5 separate regions of the Homo sapiens genome follow, and regions 1, 2, 4 and 5 are each linked to region 3. Evidence: chromatin contacts called from ENCODE Hi-C or POLR2A ChIA-PET data. All regions are on one chromosome and are shown on one strand. Each heading gives the region's core, a stretch centred on a gene start or an enhancer-like site at or near the end of the contact. The rest is flanking DNA. Distances are from core to core; before and after follow the strand shown. Region 1 has its middle 89 kb from the start of LINC02015. Region 2 has its middle 40 kb from the start of LINC02015. Region 3 holds the start of LINC00578 (long intergenic non-protein coding RNA 578). Region 4 overlaps TBL1XR1 (TBL1X/Y related 1). Region 5 overlaps TBL1XR1 (TBL1X/Y related 1).

Region 1 (2,700 bases), core at 9-2,508, 460 kb after region 3:
ACTTTGTGAGATCAGTGCTATTCCCTCCATTTTCCAGGTGAGGAACCATGAGTCTCAGAGAAGCTAAGAAGTTTATCCAGACACCCACATTTTTGTGAGTGGTGGACTTAAGATTTGAACCTGTTTTGGTTTCCAAGTTCTTTGGTCTTTTTACTGTTCCTTAATTGTTGCCTGTTACAGGATGCCTTGCATTTCTTCATAAATGAGTCCAATTTTTGCCTGCCACCTGGTTTATATGACTGTCCAGATTGATTTTTCTTTTAAATTTACATTTTGCAACTGTAGGCTTTTTTCCTTTCCATTTACCTCCTGCCTCAGTCATGAGGTTGGAAAAAATGAGAAGTATGCTGGTTTTGTTTGGACTGAGAACATTCCAAAATGTTTGGCTGCACCTCAAAACCCTGTTAAAATAATATTATTTATAACTTTCTGCTTGGTCAATTTTGTTTTAAGTTTGGCTATCTCCCATAGGAGGTTATTCTTTCTCCTTGATGGTAAGGTTTGCTGCTTGAAAGCCTTAATCTTAAACATTTTTCAAGTAAGACTCAGGTCCTTGCCTGAATACAAACTCGTTAGATAATAGCCCCAACCACTCTGAAGCAGTTCATTGCAGAAGCTCACTCTCAGCTGTTGTGGGTGGGGTGTTAGCAGAATGAATGCCATAGGTTTACATGTGAACCATCAGCCCTGCTCACAAAATATAATCTGTCCAGCACCGCGATAGGTTGCATTTTAGAGCTGGGCTTTAGTATGGTGTGACTGTTTACCAGAATGCCTTCTGAGGAATACAAAGTAATTTTTTTTTTTTTACATTCCTCCTCAGTAAGGTTATTGTTGTTAGCAGATTTATTTAGCTGCCCTAGCAGCTTAAGACATTTCATTGACTTTTGAGCAGACGATTTGATTTTTCAGGCACAGATGGGGGAAAAACAGCTAGCAGAATCATTAGAATGGATACCTACCACAAGTAGTAGGGAGGCAGGCTTTTAACAGGACATAGCTAAAGAGAAGACCTGTCTTTGCCTCAATGTGTAATTGAACACTGTCTAAAATTGATGGCAAAGCAATGTGAATTATAGGGGCCAAGGATTTGCTATTTAGAAACTTAAACAAATCTGCTTTTTCTAAAAGGCCTTTCTTTTTCACACAAAAACGATGGTCAGTGAAGTGGCAATTCTCAGTGAAACGACAATGCTTCTCCCTCAGGAGCAGCTACCCTCAAGGAAACAGAGCCAAAACACAGAGACTGAATCATTAACCTAAAAATGTAGTTACATAACTGCTAAAATTCCACACTTTGCAGGCCTGTGGCCTGACTTTAGCCTTTAGAGACATTCCTAGCCCAGTGGTTGCTAGTAGCCACTGCTCACATTTCTCCATCTCTCTGCCTCCCAGGAGCTAAACTCCTATTGATTTTCCCAGAACCCTGAGCTGTCTCCATAATAGAATGATTTGGTGGGCGTCCTGTCAAATGCAAAAGGAAGCCTCTGCCAGACTGAGCATTAGAACACGGTGTTTTTAAATAGAAATGTGAAATATCAGTGCAATTACAAATCAATAAAAACCCAGAGGGAAAGAGAATCTCATTTGAGGAAAGATCTTTAAGTTTTTTTCCTTTCTTTTTTCTCGTAATGAAAAATTAGATCAGGGAACCAAATTTATGAGGTAAAAACTGTCAACAAAGTATTCCTAGCTGTTGCTGAGGCTGAGAAAAAAGAAAGCTAAATCATGCATGCAGTGTGAGTATGTGAATGACACATTTTAATATATTAGGGAGTCAAAATACCTCTCATTTTTTACTTGTGTTTTTGGCTGTTGCCCAAATCGTTATTGTTTTATTTATTTTGCTAATGTCATTCTCTTATGCCTTTTTCCAAATTCCATATTTTCTCCTAGGTTTGCTTTCCATATGCTGGATGATGTGTGTGGATTTTCAGTGTGTGTTTCAGAGTCTTAAAAGCTCATGCTAGCTTGCTTAACATACCTGCCATAACTCATGATATAGAACCCTATGGAGAACTGTGTTGCAACATGGATGCAGTGCCTATACTAAGGCACATTGCCAAGCTGAAGACTGTCAGAGAGCATCACTAACGGAGGTAAGCCAGTAGGGTCTAAAAATCTTCACAGAGAGAAGGTATGACCAGATGATAGTCCATTAAATTGCGTTGAGGTGCAGCACTATGTTCTAAATTGGTGTACCCCACGAATTTATATGTTGAGGCCTAATACCCAATGTGATAGTATTAAGAGGTATGGCCTTTAGGAAGTGATTAAGTCATAAGGTGAGGGCTTGACCCTTATGAATGAGAATAGTGACCTTATAAAAGAGGCTTGAGTGAGCTCTCTGGCTCTTTTTTGCCATGTAAGGATGCAGCAACAAGTCACCATCTATTAAGCCAATTACCAGACACCAAATCTACTGGTGCTTTGATGTTGGACTTCCCAGCCTCCAGACCTCTAAGAAATAAATCTCTGTTGTTTATAAATTACTGAGTCTAAAGTACTTTGTTATAGCAGCCTGAATAGACTAAGACATGCAGCAAGTGAATAGATCACTCACTGTAGCCTGGATCTCTCCTTCATTATGACAGGGTTGTTTCTCGTACTGGACATAGGTCACCTTTGCTAACCTCTTACAGAAATTCTAAACTTTGTGAGAGGAAATGCAGAAATGTGAGAGAAGAACAAGGAGCTATG
Region 2 (2,700 bases), core at 186-2,685, 330 kb after region 3:
CTTCTTGCATCTGTGTTGTTGAGGAATTTCTATTTGTGATACACTTATCAAGCATCTTTTTCTGTCCTATTCCTGGTGCTAGACAGATGGAGAGAATCATTGCCTTCCCTTAATTAAGGGAATCTAAGTCTAGTGGGGAAGGTAGACAAACAGAATTACAACACTAAAGGAAGGGTTCTCTACTAGTCTTATGAGTACCAGGCAGGGACAGTGCAGAGGAATGGTGACTGAATCTGCTTGAACCCTGGAGAAAGGGTATGGGGGAGGAGAAAGGAAAGGCAATTCAGTGAGGGATCAGCATCTGCAAAGCCACAGAGCTGTAGAAGGTTGTCGTGTGTTAGGAACAGGTGAGACGTTCAGTGTGCATGAAGGTGGGGCTGCGGGGTACCTAGTGTGAGGTGGTAAAAGTAGATGCCTTCCCAAGGCCCTAATTAATGAGTATCATCAATTTCAAGAGTATTTCAGATTAGTCTCTGCTCAGGGAAACATGAATGGCTGCAATCTTACAGCTCATATATGAAAGACACTTGGTAGAGGAGCTTCCCCAATTTGGTAATACTAAACATGTACATGATATTGTCAATAATAGGTTGTGAAGCTGAAAGAAATTCTCTCAATTATCATTAATAATAAACAAATTTTGATTAACCATGTTACAGGAAAAATGGAATGATCTTTCTAGTTTCTCTGTAGGAAAGGATATTACAGAATTTTGTCATAAAAAGAAACAGACTCTGCAGCCAAAAATGTAGAATACAGGCATTTAGGGAGACTTGTTAGAACATCAGTACAAATCTTATGTTATCGATACCAATTCATACAAATCTGTTATTTGTTTCTGGGTTTTGTGATATTTCTGGTATTTGTTGGCTTTTTAAAGCTGATATTTTTGCATTTTTCTTTTCTCATTCTGAATAAATATTCACTATTGACTTACTTTTTATAATTTTTCATACAGAGGGCATCATAAATTGTATTAGCTTCTGGTCTCCCTAAACCTCTGTTGGCCAGCAGACAGGAGCTTAGACTAGAAAGGTAGGTTGCCACCAATCTGGAGTCCGAGACTCACAAGATGGTAGAGGACCTGCATGTCCACCTGAGGCTTCCTGTCCTCATCTTACTAAAGAAGAAACTGGGCCCAGAGATGTCGAGTGACTGCTGTAGGTCTCAGAGCCTGCTGATAGCAGAGCCAAGAGTTGGATTTATCTTTGGCTTCCCTAACATGTCTTCCTTATGTCAAGCTCTGCAAAGGGCAAGCATCGGGTAGGAGTCACAAATACGTTGACTCACTTGTTTTGGCCGGTACAATGTTTAAAAAATAACCCAATGTCAATGCTTTTAGGAGGGACTTGCACTCTACCATTCATAGTTTCTTCCATTCCCATCTCCTTACAGCAAGGTGAGGCATGTACTCGCCCTGTGTCACCTGAGAAGGTATCTGGGTTGGGGCAATGGTACTTCCAGAGCAGAGGGGTTTTGAGGCTGTAGGCTTGAGACATTCTCCTCCTGTGACACATTGCTAAGAAATGTGGTGTTCCAAAATGAATCTGCCACAACATCATCTGTCAGCAGCTCTGGTATTTGAGTTCCCGAGTAGGAAAAGAACAAAAGCCACATTCTACCTGTCAGCAATCATGAAATGGTAGGAGGAACTAGCCATGCTGGCTGGTTTGTGGATGTGTGATCACGGGCAGGGAAAACTGGAGGAATGCCAACTCTTTGAGGGAGAAACGCTGCTTGTGACAGCAGCAGACCCACTCAGAGCATATTTCAGCAAGGGGCTGCTTGTATTTAGTTTCAGCCCTTGACCGCACCGTATCTGGCAACTTAAGTTCCAAAGAAAATACAATATTTCAGGTGTTCTTAGCATAACAGTGGACCAAGAGTGGGTATGTTTTCAGTTACAAAAGCAGCTAAAACTTCAATCTCAAAAAACAGGAATCCAAACCATTACATTGCTATAAAATTCTGGCTAATGGACATAGGAAACAGTCTTGTTAGCTGTTGCCAATCCACACCAAGAAATCATCTAAAAAGAATGGTTGTGTATTTGGTCCAGTTCAGTTCTCTCCTGATATCAGACTCTAAGGCCTTCTATAAAGCAGTCTAGACTATTTTACTTGGGGACATATCTAAGGATTTAGCATATATTACATATTATGACCTTTTATATTGTTCTTAACAAAGTCTACATTTATCTAAGACTTAACTATATGCATGGGCTTTACATTTATTATATCAAATTCATGTAACAATCTTGCACTCTTTTCATTTTATAAATAAAGTATCTGATGCTCAGAGAGGTCATATCTTGTATATGATACCGTGATGCAAGACCACATATTTATCAGCAGAGCTAGGACTAGAGCTCAGGTCTCTTGTTCCAAAGTCATGACATACTCCTGCCTCAACACAACTGCCATAAAGAAAAGCTCAAACCAATGTGTACCAGTCAATGTGACTCCCCTGAAGGCTTGTGTTGCACCCAGGTATGGTCCATGGGACTAGGGTCATCACCCTTTAGGCCGGTTGGTTGCATTCACTCTAGGTTGTCTTGCTGAGCTTGCAAGGATTGGCTGGGCAGCTGCCATAATGTCCAATGACTGCCTGCTGCTGAACATAGTTATCTTTTTCCTTCTAGGGAGATGTGGAGCACCAGGGAACAGGTTCACTGAGCCACCTTGTGTCCATCTCTGGGGA
Region 3 (2,700 bases), core at 175-2,674:
TTAGTAAATGCTTCTGTGTCAAAGGGCTTGTATGAGCGTTGAATGAGATTGTGCACAGAAAATACTTGGCATGATACTTGCATGCAGAAGAACTCAACAAATGTAATGATGGTGGCGAGGATCACTGGAATCTCCCTCCTTTAATTGACAGCTGCGCTGGGCCTTCCCTGATGCTCGGGACCTGGTGCCCGGGGCATGCCTTCTGTTGTGCCTTCACTCCTGCAGAGGCATGCCTGCTTCTTTCGTGGACCATATGTCTCTTTTTCTGAGACAGCCTCAGCTTCAAATATTCTGATCCATTGTTTCCACAAATCAGTGAATTAACAGAGAAGTCCAGTATTTGATATATAGTAACTGAATGACTCAGGTCAATAATACAATAAAAACATGTGTCACCAAAAAATGAGTCACAGGCTGAAGAATTGATACATTAATGGGGACACATGTGTGCATGCTAGCCCACATTCGATACAATGATGTGTGTGAATGTGCTGTTGTTTTAGCTGTAAAGGTGAAGAATATTATACTTTTAAAATCTTGCCACATTAGGGGCAATGCTGAGGTGATGGACTGTAATGGGGTGGCTAAACGGTGACTATTTCTACTTGCTACTGAATGCACTTGGGGAATTTAAAATAAGTTTGAAATTGTTTCAGAGGGTCAGAATTATTTTCGTTAAAATTTTAATTTAATTTTATTTTAACATCAAAATGCAGAATGATTGCTAAAATTTGATTGGATAAGACATTTTATAAGAATTCACAAAATCAGACCAGACCAAATTTAATCTTGAAACGGTGTCTAGACTTTTTATTTGGAAATTATGATTAACATATTGCTAATCAAAATTCCTGAAGCAGAGGCCTTTGTCTATACTGAAGACTTACAAAGGAGAGTGAGATGTATTTATTTGAGATGATGGCCACAAAGCCCATGTGGCTTGCATTTGATAGAATGATAATGGAGTAGCATTCTTAAGCCTGTGATTAATTGCAACAAGCCTTGGAAAGCTACTTGAAAAACTATGCTTTGTTTATAGTATTTATTTCTTTGATTCAAGAATTGTTCCAGTTGCAAAACTCTCCTAGGGCACATGTTCAAATGATTAATATATTATTTATATGGAAAATAACCTAGAATAACAACTAAACTAAAAGCAAATAGTTGCCTTAGTACCAACCTATGGCACAAGACCAATTAGGATAAAAAGAAGATGAGATCCCCTTCTTGGCTTTGTGTTCATACATGGTGAGGTATCCTCAGAACTATGTGTGATGGTACCCCTCTGGAGGCTGAGATAGAAAGTTCCTTAATGATGGAGACTAACAATCTTTAGCAGCAAAGGAAGAGACTGGGCGTTTTATACATATATGGTCATGATTTGGAGACTTGTGAGGAAGGCCAAAGTGGATTGGCTGTGGTCTCGGTGTAGCACGATGGAATCTGGTGGCTTAAACCTAGCTGTCCACATTTCACTATCTGAAGAGCAGAAAATGTGTTAATAGGAGCCTGGTGAGTGGAGGAGACTGAAGATGGAGAGAGAGCCTGGACCTCAACATGAGCATCTGGAGCCATTTGGCAGCATTAGGCTGTGACCGCTTAGAGAACCGAAAGGTAAGATCCTCCGATTAGTTCCTCTTTTTCTGAGTTTATGTTTGCAAAGCACTTTCTAACTATAAAAGTTTCCTATTTCAGTTTTCAAATAGGGAGAATCTGCACTGACCAATGTTTGGTGTGTTCATCAACTTGGTTATAGTTGTCAGTGTAAATTAACTCACTGTCTGGATAGAGGGGAGAATGAAATGACTTATTCTGTGCCAAAGAGAGACAGAGTGAAAAACAGACTTCAGAAGGCTTGAAACTCAGGCCTGTTCTCTGTCTCTAACATGCTTTCATTAGCCTGTAGAAGCTTGAGAGACGCACAGACACATCTTGCAACATCTTCTGGCTTCTCGATGTGCATTTATGTGAGTGTGGGAGCCATGCGTGTGTGTATGCTGGGAGAGGAACCCCCATCTCCTCCTCCCCGGCAATGTCCCCGCTCTCTTTAGATCCTTATGAGTTGACTCAGTTCCCATGGATGGATGCTGTGTGCAGAAGCGGGCCACTGGCCCTGGGCTCCACAGCTGGCTTCAAGCTCTGATCTCTGTGTTCATTTCTCTCTGTAATCTCAGTCCCAGCAGACCTCTCATCTTCCTGGGTGATTGAGTGTAGATTCTAGTTTTATTCTTTTAACATTTTTATTTACTGATGAAGGAAAATCCTAATTTATTTTCTATTGGGAAAAAAAATATGGACCAACCCCATAAAACCAGAACATTGGCAACTACTGCCATTTTGAATCCCAGTTCTACAGAGTTTGGAGATTTATTAAATTTTTCTAGTTAAAAGAGACCTTAGAGACCTTCGAGTCCACATGAGAACAAAAGAAATATATTTTATATTGCAAAATGCACACACATCCACCCACCAACACAAACAAATATTCATACAGACACACACAACTGAAAAGTTTTTTTCTTTTTGAGATGGAGTCTCACTCTTTCACCCAGGCTGTAGTGCCGTGGTGAGATCTTGGCTCACTGCAAGCTCCGCCTCCCGGATTCAGGCCATTCTCCTGCCTCAGCCTCCCGTGTAGCTGGGACTACAGGCGCCCACCACCACACCCAGCTAATTTTGTTTTTGTATTTTTAGTGGAGA
Region 4 (2,700 bases), core at 130-2,629, 330 kb before region 3:
TAAAGAAAATAAACTAGGATTTATAATCCTATTGAATGCCTAAAGGCATTTTCGCACAGAAGTAATACTAATATCAGTTAATTATAACTGCATGTATAGTTTAAAAGGGAGCAAAAAGGTTAAAAATAGTATAGTATTAAAAGAACAAAAAGAATCAACTCCCTAAGCAAAAAAATTGTTTGAATTATGAATTTCCATGAGTTTAAAAAATACTAATGGTATTTTTATTAATGCAAACAACAAAGAAACAGACAATAAAGACACTGGGCTAGCTGAGACTGGTCCTGGAAATGCGTCCTCTTTGCCAGAGCAAATAGAAGGAAGGAAGAAACAGAAAACACTGGCCATAAGTTGTGGCAATACTAGCTAATGTTCACCAAGCAGCGATGAGAAGAAATGTTATGCCCATCTTAAAAATTAACAGAAAATGAGCTTGCATTTTAGCTTTTTGATGGGATAAGGATATCTGGATACCAAAAATCACTTCTATAATAGAGATGAAAATGTTATTGTCAAACATGTTTTCTTTTCACATTTTCTAACAATCCTAAATCATAATCTAATTCACAGATAAATATGGGGAAAAAACAAGTAAATTGTATATTTGTAATTAATTTTTAAAAACAAGTTAATATATAAACAAAATTACATTTAAAATTGTCAATTTCATACCTTTTCCCAATTTTTTAATTGAACATAAACTGAATATGAAAGCAACCAAACATTCAATCAGAAACAAAGAACCTGCACACTAAATGAACTCTCTCCATTAGAAATGCATTAGTTACTCAAGAAAATACAAACTATCAAGCAAGTCCCCTTTAAGAGAATAGGAAGAAATGTAATTTAAAGCCTATGTTTACCTCCAAGACTAAACAGAAGGTTGTTTTGTTTTTGTATTTTGGGATGATTGTAAGATTTGTCCTGCAGTAGACAACAGAACTATGGGAAGAAAGAAGAGGTGGGGAAAGAAAGGAAGAAGGAAGAAAAAACAAATTGTAATTAACCTTTCTACTAGAGATTGTTAACATTAAAAGTTAGCCCTTTACATCGAGTTACTATTAATTCACCCACTGGGGACAAAACTTACTAAAATACATCAGTAAATAAAACACAGATCCCTGCTCTCTCACAGTTTAAATTCCAGCAGAATTTTGATTAATAAGTAATGTTACAATCATAAATGCTATGAAAAAAGAAAAAGTCCAAGCAGGGTAAAGGGATTCAGAAGTTGGGGGGAAGAGAGGTGAAAGAGGAACCCCTGGGTTGCAATATTAAAGTAGGATGGTCAGAGCCAGAGTTGGTTTGTATTTCAATTGAGAGACAGCAAGATACTCAGGAAGCTTCCTGTATGCTCGATGTTCTGTGTACAGACAATGATGTATGAAGACGTGCCTTATATCTTGGTGTTGTCCGCTTACTACTGGAAGGCATACCTAGAACACTTCCTTATTCACAAAATACGTCATTTATGTTTTAGTTACTCTAATTTTTTCTCTGCAGTATCGATTTGTGCCTGATGCCTCCTATATATTGTGAAGCTACAACTCCTAGGAGACCTATCAGGCATTATAATTGACATGTTGTATATGCAGGCCATGATAAAAGCTATGAAATGCTAAAGAGAAGATGTGCCAAATCAAAGAAATTCTTAACTGTAACCCAGAGTCTATTCAGTCAAAATATTTTCAGACACACATTCTTACAAAATTAACATCAAAGAACTTCAAAGTTTTTCCAAGACACATGATACAGAAAAACAGAAAAATGTCACTAAAATAGAATGTCTAATGACTTAAGCCCTTCTACAGTTTAGGCAACAATTTGTAAATATCCAGCAAAGCTTACAATGTATCTAGGGCTATACACCCACCATTACGAATTTAAAATACCTGACTAGGGAAAAATAACAAAACACAAACCAGAACTTCTTTGCTTAAGAACACCTGGTCTTGGTTTTGTGGTTTTTTTTTCCCTACTGTGTTCACTATTCTTCAGCAGAAGACAAAGAGGAGGCAAAGGATAAATGTCTGTGAAAATGCATAAAGCTAGAACTATGAAGACACTAAGCTGAATTTTTTCAATACCTTCTATTGTAAATGCACAGGAATAAATGACAGTATGTCTGTGACTTATGCCTACTATTGTACCTAAAACACAATTCTAGATATGAATAAGAATTAAATGAGATGAGAGGAAGGAGTGGTCAGAACTTAATGAGAACGGGGGGGATATTTTGGGAAGCAGATAAGTGTGAGAACAAAAATCTTACCTCCTCTTCATGAGAGAAAAGAAGCCGGAAATTGTCTAAGGAATACTTCTTCTAGATAGGGTCCAGAAGAGGAAAATATCTTTCAAACAAAGAGGAAAAAAATGTGTTGTGTATGATTTTCACCCCCTTGATCTCACGTCAAGCAAATCAACAGTTGAAAGGAACTGCTCTAACAACTCAGACTCAACTAGACAAATTCACAAAACCTAAGTAGGCCACACCTGGCATGTGTTTACAGAGAAAGCTACAGGACAGGACAGGCTAGCAGGGCAGTATCACGCCAGGCACACAACAGGAGGACATGCAATCCAGGAGCTATTGTCTTTGCACCTCTCCCTACTATCATCACCATCACCATATCATTATTCAGGTAGGTATGCAAAGGGCAAAGAATCCACAAACGATACAAAAGTTACCCTGGGTTAGAC
Region 5 (2,700 bases), core at 175-2,674, 380 kb before region 3:
GGAGAAAAACTATCACAGGTGCTTACATGCATCTCAAGGTACTGCAGATGTACTTAGGATGCTCTCAAATAGCAATGAAACATCCCTGAAGTAGTCATTAGCATTGTTTTGGCACTTCTCACTAATGTTTACCCTAGAGAAGTTCCAAACTTAAATGCTCTGCTTAAATGTTGAATTCAACTAGAATATTTTCTTTATTTCTAGCCATGGCATTACATAGCAGTTTAAAATTACTATGTTCAAAATCAATTTTCTTCTTCCCCTCCCTAAAACTACTTTTCCTTAGAAACTTCTGATCTCATTTCACTACACCTGAAAGTCATAGTCATCCTAACTCCCTCTTCTCTCTCGGTCCCTTGGCATTTGACAATTTACCAAATCCTACCATCCTACTCCAAATCCTACCACTCTACCATCTGTAGATGCTCATCACCTTACCTTTTCTGCCAGATCTGCGTTTAGTCCCCATTACCCTTTGCTATACACATTTCTTTCCCCTCCTCCTCAATTCAGTATATATGCCAAGCTACAGCTAGACTATTACTTGTAAAACAAAAAACTGAACATATCACTTCTTGCTTGAGAATTTTCAATGATCCCCTTGGCCTTCATAACAAAGGTCAAACGCCTAATTATGGCACACAGTTGTTTCTGTAATCTGGCTCTTCTGTCTCTCCAGTCTCATCTCAATACTACACACCCCGTCTCACTCCCATTACACAATAAATTCAAGTGGTGGCAAATTACATCTAACATCTTGAATATGCTGTGTTATACATCATGCCTCTGAGCCTTATGTCCTCCTTTGCTCTTTCTCCTATCTGAATGGAGGTGAAATCCTCTTTCACTACACCAGGGCTAACCAGTCTCTCCTACGCTGATCCTAGAATTTCTGTATGTGTGGCACTTACCACACTGGTTATCAACTGTGTGGCTATGGTTGTTTGCCTGTGTGTGACTACTAGACTGGGATCCTGACAAAAGGGTTTAAGTCTAGTAATCCTTTAATTCTGGGAAACTAGCACATTACCTGAGTCAACAAGTACTCAATAAACATTTTTTAAATTAGAATGCAATTATACTATAATGTATTTTGGCACATCAAAAAAATCTGTGACTCCAGAAAAAGCATATGACTTAAGTCTTCCTTGGAAAAATCTAAAACTTGAACTAGTTTTGTGCCAGAAGCTATTTCCATTTATCTGTAAATATATATATGCAGAAAAAGGCTTTTTCCAGGGACAGCTTTTGATTTATATAATAGGAGGCAAAAGAGACCACCTAAATCTGTTAGATGTTAAAATCCGGCATGACCATCTAAAATAGCATCCCTTCTTTCCAAGTGTAAGAGCAAATCTGATAGTACCTCTGTAATCAAGTACTCTAAACACTGACTAGGGTATTGAGACTCAGGGAGAAGAGAGACTCCAGAAAGAAATAAGACTGAAACACATGAAGTATATAGTCATTCAGTGACAGAGACGAGCAACGACAGCTGGCAGGGAGTGGGGTGGCACGCATGAAGATCACAAAACAGCCATTTTCTATAGATCGCTTGTTTCAGGAAGTGCTTTCTGTAAGGATGTTAGGGACTGTGTTCTCAAAGGGGAGTTAGTCATACAGAGCCTGCCAACTCTACCTTGCAAATAGGCAATACAAGAATAAGAAAATGGACTCTGAACACCATGATTATGGTACAGGATGACTAGATGAGACAAACTGGTAAAAAAGGCAAAGCTTAAATATGACCACAACATACTGCCCTAGTCTGAAACGAAAATCTGATTGATCCAAGGTCCTATATAAGCTTCAAGTCAGAAAAGCTCAGCAAATTATACTCATGTTCTCATCATCAAATGCTTTCTTGACTCCAACTCTGCCCTACAGATCCAGATTTTAGAAAAGGTAAATAGGATGGGGAAAAAATGACACAGGGGATCTTTGTTATTGAAGAGCTAGATCTAGTACTGATACACTAGCTATAAAATTTCGTGCCCTAATTTTGCCCTTAAAAATACATGTAACTATGAACATTTTATATAAATAATACTTTCTGAAATAATTTTAATAGCATCATAATATTCAGCCAGTAAATTATTCACGCCATAGCTGGACCTTCGAACTTTTCCAATGATCACTATTTTAAAAGAATATTACCTCAAATATCTATATGTATAGGCTTTTGCCATGTACAATGTGTGTTGTTTTTTTCTCCTTAGGATGGATTCCCTCAAAAGCTGAAGGGGATATAAGCATTTTAAAGAAGGTTTTCATCATTGCCAAATTGCTTTCCAAAAAGATTATTAATAATGCCAAAAGCAATTTCCATGTTTCCTTATACTCTCGCTATGCTGGCTAGTCCTAAAAAACATTGAACAAATTCTCTGTTTGGCAACTATTAAAGGACCATTGTCCCTTTGATAAGTGTGCTAGCAGGAATGTGTAATACGAATTTCCTGTGTCAGCAAAAAATGGTAATTCAGCTTACAAAAAGAGGAGAAAAACTTATTTGGGAAAAAAAAAGAATTGTAATTATCAGCATTTATGACAACTGCTTGCTGTTTATTGTCAATTAGTCATGGATACAACCATGTGTGTAAAATCAAGGTTATTCTGTATTTCATTTGATTATAAAACAAAACTATATACCTACTTGCACTTCTGTAGCTGGTCATCTACTGATAAAAACTAAAAGGCAGA

Evidence for each region. Hi-C counts contacts between places; a loop is a spot of excess contacts on that map. ChIA-PET counts read pairs that join two places held with the same protein, here RNA polymerase II (POLR2A). Pooled maps may share reads with other maps.
Region 1: a loop to region 3 is called in a map of PC-9, with 5 times the contacts of the local background. The contact joins the enhancer-like site here to the promoter of LINC00578 in region 3. A Hi-C loop is called at or near these places in 2 of 168 maps with a recorded cell type or tissue (PC-9 and endothelial cell of umbilical vein).
Region 2: a map of A673 shows a loop between it and region 3 (2.2-fold over the local background). The contact joins the enhancer-like site here to the promoter of LINC00578 in region 3. A Hi-C loop is called at or near these places in 3 of 168 maps with a recorded cell type or tissue (A673, PC-9 and mammary epithelial cell), 3 of 37 single-sample maps with no recorded cell type and 7 of 50 pooled maps. POLR2A ChIA-PET finds 5 or more read pairs at or near these places in 4 of 52 experiments (BJ, MCF 10A, Panc1 and 1 more).
Region 4: a loop to region 3 is called in a pooled map, with 5 times the contacts of the local background. The contact joins the enhancer-like site here to the promoter of LINC00578 in region 3. A Hi-C loop is called at or near these places in 1 of 168 maps with a recorded cell type or tissue (mammary epithelial cell), 3 of 37 single-sample maps with no recorded cell type and 3 of 50 pooled maps. POLR2A ChIA-PET finds 5 or more read pairs at or near these places in 1 of 52 experiments (BJ).
Region 5: a map of B cell shows a loop between it and region 3 (2.5-fold over the local background). The contact joins the enhancer-like site here to the promoter of LINC00578 in region 3. A Hi-C loop is called at or near these places in 7 of 168 maps with a recorded cell type or tissue (A673, B cell, PC-9 and 4 more), 23 of 37 single-sample maps with no recorded cell type and 15 of 50 pooled maps. POLR2A ChIA-PET finds 5 or more read pairs at or near these places in 4 of 52 experiments (CD4-positive, alpha-beta memory T cell, MCF 10A, activated CD4-positive, alpha-beta T cell and 1 more).

What each region holds. Positions count from the first base shown.
Region 1 is chr3:177,904,998-177,907,697 of GRCh38, forward strand. No RefSeq gene overlaps it. Among named protein-coding and RNA genes, the nearest start is that of LINC02015, 89 kb to the left of the region's middle. Within about 2 kb of position 1,259, at least 8 of the 41 ENCODE cell types and tissues checked have a DNase peak (open chromatin) inside an H3K27ac peak, as active enhancers do; they include PC-9, where a contact is called at or near this core.
Region 2 is chr3:177,775,261-177,777,960 of GRCh38, forward strand. No RefSeq gene overlaps it. Among named protein-coding and RNA genes, the nearest start is that of LINC02015, 40 kb to the right of the region's middle. Within about 2 kb of position 1,436, at least 6 of the 41 ENCODE cell types and tissues checked have a DNase peak (open chromatin) inside an H3K27ac peak, as active enhancers do; they include PC-9 and mammary epithelial cell, where a contact is called at or near this core.
Region 3 is chr3:177,440,497-177,443,196 of GRCh38, forward strand. It overlaps LINC00578 (long intergenic non-protein coding RNA 578), which reads left to right and starts at 1,425. Exons shown (of 4, transcript NR_047568.1): 1 at 1,425-1,614. RefSeq lists an enhancer at 1,323-1,452.
Region 4 is chr3:177,108,537-177,111,236 of GRCh38, forward strand. The region is part of intron 1 of TBL1XR1 (TBL1X/Y related 1); the gene reads right to left. Among named protein-coding and RNA genes, the nearest start is that of TBL1XR1-AS1, 72 kb to the left of the region's middle. Within about 2 kb of position 1,380, at least 3 of the 41 ENCODE cell types and tissues checked have a DNase peak (open chromatin) inside an H3K27ac peak, as active enhancers do.
Region 5 is chr3:177,056,412-177,059,111 of GRCh38, forward strand. The region is part of intron 3 of TBL1XR1 (TBL1X/Y related 1); the gene reads right to left. Among named protein-coding and RNA genes, the nearest start is that of TBL1XR1-AS1, 20 kb to the left of the region's middle. RefSeq lists enhancers at 1,583-1,642, 1,683-1,752. Within about 2 kb of position 1,425, at least 4 of the 41 ENCODE cell types and tissues checked have a DNase peak (open chromatin) inside an H3K27ac peak, as active enhancers do; they include A673 and B cell, where a contact is called at or near this core.